Regions from separate parts of the Mus musculus genome. Here region 1 is linked to region 2. Evidence: chromatin loops called from intact Hi-C (ENCODE). Cell type or tissue: left cerebral cortex. All regions are shown on one strand. Links, peaks and the distances in the headings refer to the core of each region. The heading gives the core; the rest is flanking DNA. Region 1 has its middle 65 kb from the start of Phf3. Region 2 holds the start of Ptp4a1 (protein tyrosine phosphatase 4a1).

Evidence for each region. A loop is a pair of places that touch in the nucleus more often than their neighbours do. Peaks named below come from ENCODE experiments on the same cell type or tissue, not always from the same donor. Only the 100,000 strongest peaks of a DNase experiment are listed, where the experiment ranks them.
Region 1: a loop joins it to region 2, with 3 times the contacts of the local background. A loop is called at or near these places in 28 of 42 quality-filtered maps.

Annotation. Positions count from the first base shown.
Region 1 is chr1:30,795,805-30,801,180 of GRCm38, reverse strand. No RefSeq gene overlaps it. Among named protein-coding and RNA genes, the nearest start is that of Phf3, 65 kb to the left of the region's middle. In left cerebral cortex, for the core only: no CTCF peak of the experiment used is centred there; a DNase peak (open chromatin) is centred at 2,885.
Region 2 is chr1:30,946,076-30,951,451 of GRCm38, reverse strand. Ptp4a1 (protein tyrosine phosphatase 4a1) reads left to right here and starts at 1,697. Exons shown (of 6, transcript NM_011200.2): 1 at 1,697-1,903; 2 at 4,813-5,376. The coding sequence starts at 5,310. It overlaps LOC115487084 (a long non-coding RNA gene), which reads right to left and starts at 1,581. Exons shown (of 1, transcript NR_164183.1): 1 at 114-1,581. In left cerebral cortex, for the core only: CTCF peaks have their summits at 1,493 and 2,924 (motif pointing right); DNase peaks (open chromatin) are centred at 1,366, 1,614, 2,315, 2,876 and 1 more place; H3K4me3 peaks cover 3,457 bases; H3K27ac peaks cover 2,083 bases.

The DNA.
Region 1 (5,376 bases), core at 283-5,282, 150 kb after region 2:
TTGCAAGGATTAAGATGTAGGTAGATGTCTTTGAGGTTGGGCTTCTACATTGTAAAGTTGGATTGTTAGCCTTCTGGAAATACAGAATGAGATCATTGTAAATGCCAGCAGTACAAAAGAAAGTGGAGTGATGTTGAATTCCTGTGTTTTATTTTTGGTCCTGCTTTCAAAGTGTACTCACATAGGACTTTTTAAGATCACATGGTGGCAAAATTGGAAATGTTCATAGTTTGTGTGAGGTGTACAGAGTTTTAAAGTGAAAGTGCTCTCACCAATCCACTTCCAGACTCTCTCAGAAGCATTAAGTTCTTGGGTGCTGATGTTCCTGCTGTGTGATGCGTGGAGTTAACTGCTGAGGGTCATGGGCAGGTCCCAAGCTGGAGGAGTTTGCCCGAGTGAGAGGCAGTGGCATTTGAGTGTGAGACTGCAGGGAGCATGTTGAGGTCACCAAAGCTTACTCCCCCACACACCCACCCCCATTGCTGTGGATTGAATCCTGTCAACACTGAACTACATCTCTAGCCATCTTCAGTAATTTTTAATTTTAATGATAGCCCTTTTAGATATTAATACAGCATTTGTGTGAGGGTGTAGCTTGATAGTTTTTTTTTTAAACCTAATATGTACAATCCCAGTACCTCATAAACCAGACAAGGGTGGCATCATAGTCAGCAGTTTGGAGTGGAAGCAGCTACATGGTGAGTTCTAGGCCAGCTGGGATATTTGAGACTTTGTCTCACACATTAGAAAAGTAGTGTCCATGGTAAGTTTAATGTCATTGGTTTTGTAAAAGTACTTCTGAAAAGTGCTTATACAATGTATTTTATTCATGATAGCTCCACAGCCTCCCAACTCTCCTTAGCTCCCTAGCATCCATGTCCTGGAAGCAGGGTGACTGCATGGTTCACCAGCTGTCAGTTTCTTAAAGCATCTATTCAAATGGTAGGGTCATTTATGCTGGAATCTTGACTGGTTTGATTTTGGGCAAATAATCATAACTGCTGCTTATAGATAAGTGCATCAGCCATGTTATGAATTCAGGATTTCATATTTCTCCCCATCTGCCAGTTCACTCTTCCCATCCCCTTTTCTGCAGTGTTCCCTTGATCTTGAGAGCAACATGTAAACGTAAGTATTTAGAAGACAGTTTGACAGTGTGGCAGTTTAATCTTACGAAGGTTTTCTGCTAGAGCCAATGACCCTTCTAGGCTTTTGACCAGGTTTACAATATCAGGCATCAATTTCCCTCCCACAGAGTGAGCTTCATATGTAACCAGCATATGGTTGGTTATCCCCATAACCATCATGCTATTACTGAGCAACTGAGCACATCTTGCTATGGAGTTGATTGTGGTACCATGCAAATTTCAGTGTTGGGTCAACCATTCATACTTTTGCTTCCCCAGCAGCTTCCTTACCTGACAGAACATTAGCGAACAGGCACTGTATGAACTACATCTAAAACTAGATATGGTGGTGTGTACCTATATTTAGGACTCGAGGGGGTAAAGGTCGGAGGACTTCCTTGAGCCAGAAGAGGTCAGCCTTGTCTACATAGTAAGTTCCATGCGAACTCAAATCTGCATAATGAGGTCTTGTCTCTAAAGGAGAAGGGAGGTGGAGGGTCTGTTTTCAGTGTTTAAGAAAGGGAGGAATCCCACCCGACCCCCAGTTTGCTTTCTCCTCTTTACTCAGTCTGGGACTTTGGTCTGGCCCATGGGATGGTGTTGCCCACAGTTAGGGGGGAGGTCTTCTCATACCTGTTAACCCAGTCCCCCTCACAGATAACCCCAGGGCTTTGTTTCCCGGTGGTTTTTTTTAAAATTTATGTTTACATTCCAACCTCAGTTTTCCCTCTTTCCTCCCCATGTTATGCCAATCACCCCCCACACCCCACCATCCATGTCTCTGTTTCTCTTCAGAAAAGGACCAGCCTTGATGGATGTCAACTGTCCACTTCGTATCAAGTTGCAGTAAAAATAGAGCCCTCCTCTTCTTTTAAGGCTAGTCAAGGCTATCCAGTAGTGAAAAAAGTCTCAAAGGCAAGCAAGAGAGTCAGAGACAGCCCATGCACCACTGTTAGGAGTCCCACATGAAGATCATGCTACACAACTGTAATGTGGAGGGCCTAGTTTGGGCTCCTGGGGCTCCCTGGTTGTTACTTTAAACTTTGCAAGCAGCTGCTTAGCAAGACCTCTCTGTGACCTGTGATCCATCAGTGCTCATGTCAGCCCCAGGATGCCACAGATTTTCTTGCGTTGCAACTATTAAATTCTGGAAATACTGTACAGTAACCATATCAGCATCCTTCCAGTCTGCAGTGGGGCCACCAGCAGTGGAAAGAGGAAATTGTCATAATTATTTCTGTACTTTCTTTGGGGGCAAAGTGGGCTTTCATGTTTTAGCAAGAATAACATTGGGGCTGGAGAGATGGTTCAATACATCAAGAGATTGCCTCACAAGCTTAAGAACTAAGTTTGACTTCCCAGAACTCATGGAAAGCTAAGCACAGTAGCATGATAGTATGTGCTATTATAGTGCTCCTCTGGTACAATGGGAGGTGAAGACCAGAGAATCCCTGCAAACTCCAGGATCAGCTGCCTCGTGTGCAATGGACAAACAGCAAAGTGGTCATGACCGAAAACAATATGGGAGTTGAGGATGGTTGAGAGGTTGTCCTCTGACCTGTATAAGCCGACATACACATACATGGTAGGGGTGGGGGTGGGGCACAGAGGAATGGGAGAGAGAGAGAGAGAAACTCAGTACTCAGTACCCTGGAAGATGGAGCTCCCAAATTGAGAAAATGCATCCATAAGATGAGGCTGGGCAAGCCTATAGAGGTATTTTCTTAATTCGTGGGGCATCCTGGCTCATTGTGGGTGTTGACATTCCTGGGTTGGCAGTCCTCGGTTCTATAAAAAAAAGTAGGATGAGCAAGCAATAAAGAGCAGCCTAGTAAGTAGCTCCCCTCTATGGCTTCTGCATCAGCTTCTGTCTCCAGGTTCCTACCCTGTGTGAGTTCCTGTCCTGACTTCCTTCGGTAATGAACAGTGCCGTGAAAGTGTAAGCCAAATAAACCCTTTCCTCCCCAACTTGCTTATGATCATGGTGTTTCATCACAGCAATAAATCCATAAGAGAAACAATGCATGTACATCGCTCCCACCCTCCTCCTGTCTCCTCCCATGTCCCCCCTCCCAAATTCATAATCTCTTGCTATTTATTATTGTTCCACACATGTACATATGTGTACATATAGATTTATACACGTACAGGCAGTATGGACAAGGAGATTGCTGTGCTCTCTGTTCATGAGACTCAGCTGAAGAAGGAACATCCAATGAAGGCTGTTGCGGATAACCCTGGGGCTAATTGTATTTGATGTTAATCCCATTCTCCTGTGAGGGGCTGCTAACAAGGAATGAGTCAGCACTCAGGTGATTTCCTGTAAGCCTTCCTCTCACCTTAATTTATAAATAAAGGCTAGAGCCGGTGATTGGGCAGAGAAACAGGGGAAGGTAGAGTTGAAGATTTTGGGAGAGAGAGAGAGAGAGAGAGAGAGAGAGAGAGAGAGAGAGAGAGAGAGAGAGAGAGAGAGAGGATGACAGAGGAAGAGGAGAAGAAGGAAAGTAGAGCAGAAGCACCTGGCCTGGAGAAACCACAAGTTATATGGTCTCTTATATGAGGAAGATGATAGTGTAGTGGTAGATCTGCCCAATCTAGGCAAATAACTTGTATTCATATTAACTGACTTGTGTTTTTATTTGGGTTGGAGATTTAACGCAACAGAAGGCCATCAAGACTGCAAGCATAAAAGGCTGAGGAAAACCAATGTTTTCTTTCCTTTTCCTATTTATTTTGAATACCAACAAAACCCAGTAAAAGAAGCTTAAGAGGACTCTTAGATCCACTCCACATCTCTAGAAAGTAGAAAATCTCTTTCCTCCACTATCTTCAGCATTTCTTCATCTTGCTTAGGGTAAACTCTCAGCCAACTTTTATGTTCAATTTGGGCTCAGTTTATAGTAGAATTCTCATTGGAATTAATCAGTTTACCTGAATACTTAGTTTTATGGGTTCTCATTTTGTTACCTTAGGTTTTATTCCTGACTACTGCAACAATCAGGTTTTTGCTTCATTTTTCCAGGCTCCCTCTCTTTCCTGGCTGTCCTGGAACTCATAGAGATCTACCTGCTTCTTGGGATTAGAGGCATCCACACAGTGTCCAGCTAGCTTTTTAATTCTCCATTGTAGGTGTGCATTTTGTTTTTGACATCAAGGTCCGGCTGATGTTATGGCCAAAGAGTCATTCAGAAATTCAAAAAGTCATGTGTACACTAAGACAAGAGATAGAAAGTTAGTGTCCCATGGCCAATTGGAACACTGGATGAGGGGTTACTTGTAAGAACATGGGTTAATTAACGACAGTTACATGATCCAAAACCGCACTGCAGCGTGGGTGACTACTCATAAAAGCTGTGTTGCTGAGCTTCCTGCTCAGCTTGTAAGCAGCTCCATCGACGAATCTCACTTTTTCCTTATCTTCTTGATGTTTGCCATTCTGACTGGGAGGAGATGTGTGGTGACTTCAATAAGAACATCCCCCATAGGCTCATATATTGGAATGCTTGGTCATTAGGAAGTGTGACTACTTGAGAGGGATTAGGTCTGGCCTTGTTGGAGGAAAGGTCTCAGTGGAGGTGGGTTTGGGGTTTCAGAAACCCAAGGCAGGCCCAGAGACTCCGTCTCTCTTCCTGTTGCCTGTGGATCTGGATGTAGAACTCTCATCTCATCATCTGTGTACCACCATGCTCACATGATGCAATGGAGTAAACCTCTGAACTGTAAGCCAGTTCCAAGTAAATGCTCTCCTTTATTAGAGTTACCGTGGTCATGGTGTCTCTCACAGCAACAGAACACTGACTAAGACAAGACAGAGTCTCCAATTAGTTTTAAGTTGCATTTTTTTGATGAAATTAAAAAAAATTAAACATGGATGAATGATTTTATTTCATGCACTAATTAAAAAAAGAATCCTCATGATGTTGCAGCTGATTCAAAGGTGGTTAACACATTATATGTCAGATGGGGAATGCTGAAATAAACTTAAGTAGTTATTACTTAAACAGAAAACAAAAATCATGGTGGTATTAAAGGGCAAATAAGGAATTGCATTTCAGCAAACTTAGATTGGATTCCTGATATCAAAACTTGCATCATGAGCAAGTGGTGTGCTGCCTAATGCAGGAGGCTTTGGGCTTCAAGGTCAGCCTAGGTTATGACAAAAATGGAGAAGAGACTAAGGGAAAGTCAGTCCAATGATGGACCCAACTTGAGATCCATCTCAAGGGGAGGCTCCAAGGCACAATACTAT
Region 2 (5,376 bases), core at 242-5,241:
TCACAATTTGCATCACGAGTTCTACAAGGAAACCAAGACACTGATTTACCTTTGCTTGCTATTTGCTCAGTTATTTTAGCTCACCAAATTCCCCTTTGGAAAAGGTGTCATTATTTTTGTTTTACAGTGTTGACCAACCTTTGGAATAGGGGAGGCAGATTTAATATGCCTAAGTATGTTATTAATACAAGTTGGCCAAGCTAGTCACTAATTATTCTGCCCATGTTTTTCCAAAGCTTAAGTAACACTTACCCAAAGTCACTGGTCATATGAAAGGTTTTAGTTCTGTAATACTCAATCTGTCTTCGGTTGAGTTTCCTGGTCTGCTCAACTTCACTTTACTGTTCAAAGACTTTTCTTTTAATCTCCCTGCATTTTCTTAGGACTTACATAATTTAATTGTTACCTCACTTTACCTCTATTTGTGAAGGGATCTATGCTTCAAGTTCTTGACTTTAAATGGATCCCTGGCCAAGCAATTTTTAATGACGATGAGTTGCTTTTTGTTGTTGTTGTTGCTGTTATTAAAGGTCTGCCCCCCCCTTTTTTTAATGTACTTACGTTGCTTACAGATTGCATGTTTATAAGACATTTAAGTAACTATGCAAGGAAGTCTCTAAATAGAAGTGCTAATAAATCACAAAATTCGGTACACAATAAGAGAGAGCACAACTTATGATTTCTCCGGCCTAATGTGCAGAAAAACAGGGAACAAAAGGCCTCAGTGTTATTGGAAAGCTGAGTTCTCCAAAGCAGGTAAAGGTCCTGTTTACCTGTCCTAGACAAGCGAGCAGAAAGGGTTTTCAGATAAAAGCTGCCCTTGTATGATCAGAAACAGCTGCACTCAGGCTTCACTTAGAAGCCTAGATTAAAAGGACACTGGAACAGGACTGAAGATCAACAAAAGGGGAAAGCTTAGCTTTTGACGCAAAAACTTACATCAGCCCTTGATAAAGCCGAAGATTCTTAATTTAAAAAGAAAAAGAAAAAAAAAAAGCTTCCCCTTAGCAAAAGCTAACCTTTCATTATCTGAGAATGAGCAGCAGTACAAAGGATGCATGTGATTTCGAAATGCCACAAACGAGCCAACTGCAGTTGCCAGAATCAGCAGTTTAGGGGTGTAACCTAAAAAGAAAGGGGGTGGGGGGAGAAGAAGAAAGGCTAGGAAGCAACTAGGCTTCACGTGCCTCGAAAGAAAAAAAAAAAAAAAAATAGGGACATTTCCTGGGTTCCACCGGCTAATCTCTGCGGAGAGCCTTCCCACACGTGGAAGTGCCCGTGGTGACGAGAATCCCTAGTCCCAGACTAGGGCCGGGCTCTGGAGCGGTGAGTCAGCCGCCCAGCGGTCATGCGACATCAATATGGAGTGATGACGGAGATCCCCGGGCGCAAGGGCCAAGGTAAACCGTTGGCCAGCGCGACAGAGCTATGGCCTCGGGCTACAGGGTTCCGCCCGCCGGAGAGGCGTTCCAAGTTGAGGCGAACTCGCGGCTCTAGCGACCGGAGCGTTTGGTGGCGAGGACCAGCCAGCACACCGCGCCATTCATCAACCGGTTCGCACCGGTGGCGGCTGCCCCGAGTGACGTCTGCGTCCCGGGCCCCGCCTCGAGCCGCAGGCGTCCCGCGCCGTGATTGGCTGCCGCCTGTGCGCACGTCGCGCCGGCTATAAAGGGGCGGACTTGTGACGCAGGGGCGCCTGGGCGCGCGCATTGGCTCTGGGCTGCGGCCGGCTCGGCGACGCTCCTCGGGCAGCTCACTGCATGGTCGTCTGGTGCCCCCGCCGCCTGCATCCCCGCCGCCGCCCCGCGACGCCCACCGCCGCCTGCCCTGCCGCCGCCGCCTGCGCCGCCTCGGGACCGGCTGTATGATTAGGCCACAATCTTCAATGAGTAGACATATTCCTGTGAGTACCGCGGGCCCGGCCTTTGTTAGAGCGAGCGACCGAGGAGGGAAAGGAGGGTGGCCGGGCGACCGAAACGCCGGCGGCGGGGCCCGGACCCGGAGCGACCGGCAGGGCAGCCCAGCGGCTTTGTGCGCGTGCCACCCTGCGGCCTTTGTTCCGAGAAGCCGCGCGGGCGTCGTGGACGTGGCCGGGGCGGGGCGGGGCTGCGGGGGGACCGGGACCGGGCGCCCGGGGCCTCCCAAGATGGCCTCGGTGGCCGCCCGCGCTCGCCACCGTGAACCCGTGATTGCGGACCTCGCGACTGTGCGCGCCGCTCAAGCCCGGGCTTGCCGATCGCCGCCGGGCTTCGGTAGTGGCGACCCGGTCGGCGGAGGGGGACTCTGACTCGGCCCCGAGGCGGGCTGCGCGTGGGGCGGTCCGCTCTTGGGCTGGAGCAACAGGAGCTGCTGGGCAGAACTGCGCGGCTCCTGTTGAGCGAGCAGCCCTGCACCATTCCACCGCTGGCGAGCTGAAATTTCCACGGTGTCGGAACGGTCTGTGCGGTGACCAGAGGTCTGGATTCCGGAGCTTAGGGGTCATGAATCCTATCCTGGCTTGCTTTTTTTAATTATTATTATTATTTTGCTGTTTGCTTCGTGCCGGCTAAAACGGTTGGAAAACCAGAAAATCGCGATCTGTTCCCGGAAGGAAACAGCGCTTGCACACGCGCTAGATTGGGCGCGTTACCTGAAACCTGAGTGTATTTGGAACAGAATTGGATAAAGCAGATGATCCCACAGACTGGTTTGATTCTAGAGTCTGACAGACTGAAGCTAATGCTACACACATACACACACACAAATGATCCTTTTTTTTTTTTTTTTTTTTTTTTGCTTATGGTGCATGCAATTAAAATGGGACGATCTCGTCGTGTATCTTGGCTGCCTATCATGTTGAGGTTTTGCCTGTGAGGGAGTGGGAGGATATTATTAAGAAGGATTTCGGTGGTCTCCACTGTTTTAACAGAAGTGTCCTCCAGCCACTGGGTGGCTCCACTCATTTCAAAGCAGTTCAGGAAAATTTTTTTCTTGCTGCCCTCCAGCTTCCTAATGGAACTCTTTAAAAGCTATATCGGACCTGTGTATGAATGTTCAATAAAGTGCCAAATTAACAAAAACAAGGAAGAAAAAAATTTAGGACCATTTTATATACACGGGCAAAAGATTTTTATATATGCAATATATATACATATGTATGTATTTATATATATATGTATATATATAAATAAATAATATTTTTGAGATTATTGGAGGGAGTCTGCTCTCTGAAGTATTAATCTTTACTGGTAATTTACACTGGGTTTTTTAACGCACTGAATAGATGTACTTTGTGAGGGCACGTGTCGGGAATAAGTTGTCTTGCTTGTGGTACCTCCTAGTAAATAAGAGTTTGGGGGATTAGTTCCTTTGTTTCACTATAAAAATAGTCAGGGAATTTTTGACTGATTTTTTTGTTTGTTTGTTTGTTTTTTTGTTTCAAGATTTTACTTGAGTAGTTTGCTCTGAAGGACAACGGTTGTCATTGAGTGTTCTTGTTACTAAGTGCAACTGCTTTTCTTTCCACCACAAACTGCCTAGAGTAGATAGACCTTAAAGGGTTTTGTTAATTCCCATTTTACTTCTATTGGGTTTATCTGAAAGGCTTTTATGCATAGACTCTGAAAAAGTATCGTATGACTATGAATATACTAGTTGGTGCTGGCACCAATCTGCTTTAGCTTTTTTAAGGAGGAACTTATGGAAATGTATCTGTCAATGATCATAGTTATGGTTACATTGTTTGAGACCATTAGAAAGTCTTGATTTCCTCTTTTCATATTTGAATTGGATTTTAGCTTTGCAGCAGAGAAGTGGAATTGGAGTTTTAAAATAGCAAAAAGATAATATTGTGTATATTTTATTTGAACTTGTCTTAAGTAGGATATGTTTGAAGATCTAAGTAAGTCCATAAGTCCGTATTTATAAGAGCCAATCTGATCCAAAGAGATGGCATAAAAATTCTTAGGATCTTTTAAGAAGGAGATTGCTTACAGTTTCACTTAGAGAATTATCCTGCAGTGCAATGTGGTTTATAGAAACAAGATGGCCTGGCATTCTAGGCAGCCTCCCTACTGATGAGTCCTAGCGTCTTGTTTAAGTCTGATCGATTGGGATGGAACCCACCCTCCCTCCCACACACTTCACTCCAGAGGTTAGTGACAGTGCCAATTGCAGACTGAGAAGCTTTACCTAAAGCTATAACTGTGCTTACACTATTCTTAAATGTAAAGGAGCTGCTACAAAATACAAAAAGGCAGGCCCCCAAATTTAAACTTTAGAGACTAAAATGTAAAGGGGTAATTGCATTAAAAGTGTTTTTGTTTTGTTTTGTTTTGTTTGGAAGAAAAGCCATACTCCTTACTTTGAACCCAGTAGCTTAATAACATAAAATATGAAATCAGAACTAGTGGGCAGTTGAAATCACTGTCTGTGAATTCTGCAAGCGTCAGACCACATGGCGTCTAGAGTAGTGTCTATGAACAGCAGGCTAAGGCAGTATAGAAGACACAATTCGGGCCAGAATAAAAGTGTAAAGAGAGACGGACTAATTAATTAAATCCATGTGTCTAGATGTGTAAGTGGAATTCCTATGTAGCTGTGACTCTGAGTTCTTGATTGTTGAGAGCTTCACTTTAATGGGCTTGTGATTGCTCATTTTAGGCCTATTGATTTAAAATGCAGTAACCTTGAATTTTGTAATGCAAGTAAAAGTCAAATTAGCTTGTCTCTAATTTGAGCAGCTGTGTACTTAGTGGAAAAAGCATGACATATTCCTTTTGAATTAGAAAATAACTTTTTTTCCCTTTCTTGCTTTCCTTTTCTTCTAAACAGCAGTTCTGTGGTGTTCTCGGTCACACATTTATGGAGTTTCTGAAGGGCAGTGGAGATTACTGCCAGGCACAGCACGACCTCTATGCAGACAAGTGAACTGTAGAAATTCATTACTACTCCACCAAGAAACCCCCATAAGAGTGGATAACCTGGACACAGGCGTGTTGAATTGAAATCTGCAGAGCATTTGACAAGAGCTCAGACCTGGATGGGGTAAACCTCAGTGCACTTCCTTTGTATTGCCTCAGTATTACTGGATTGAAGACTCACTGCTTCTTGTTAGGAGGTTCATTTCATTGCCCGTTTCTCCCAATTCATACTCAAGCACTGAGAATTTCAAGTGGAGTATATTGAATATTGAAGTAGACTTCAGGTTGTTTTTTGGTTTTGTTTTGGTTTTTTTTTTTTTTTTTTCTGTTTTGGTTTTAAATCATTTCTGTATTCAATTTTTTAATTCTTTCATAACCCTATTGGGTGTTTTTTTAAACTAAATTAACATGGCTCGAATGAACCGCCCTGCTCCTGTGGAAGTCACATACAAGAACATGCGATTTCTTATTACAC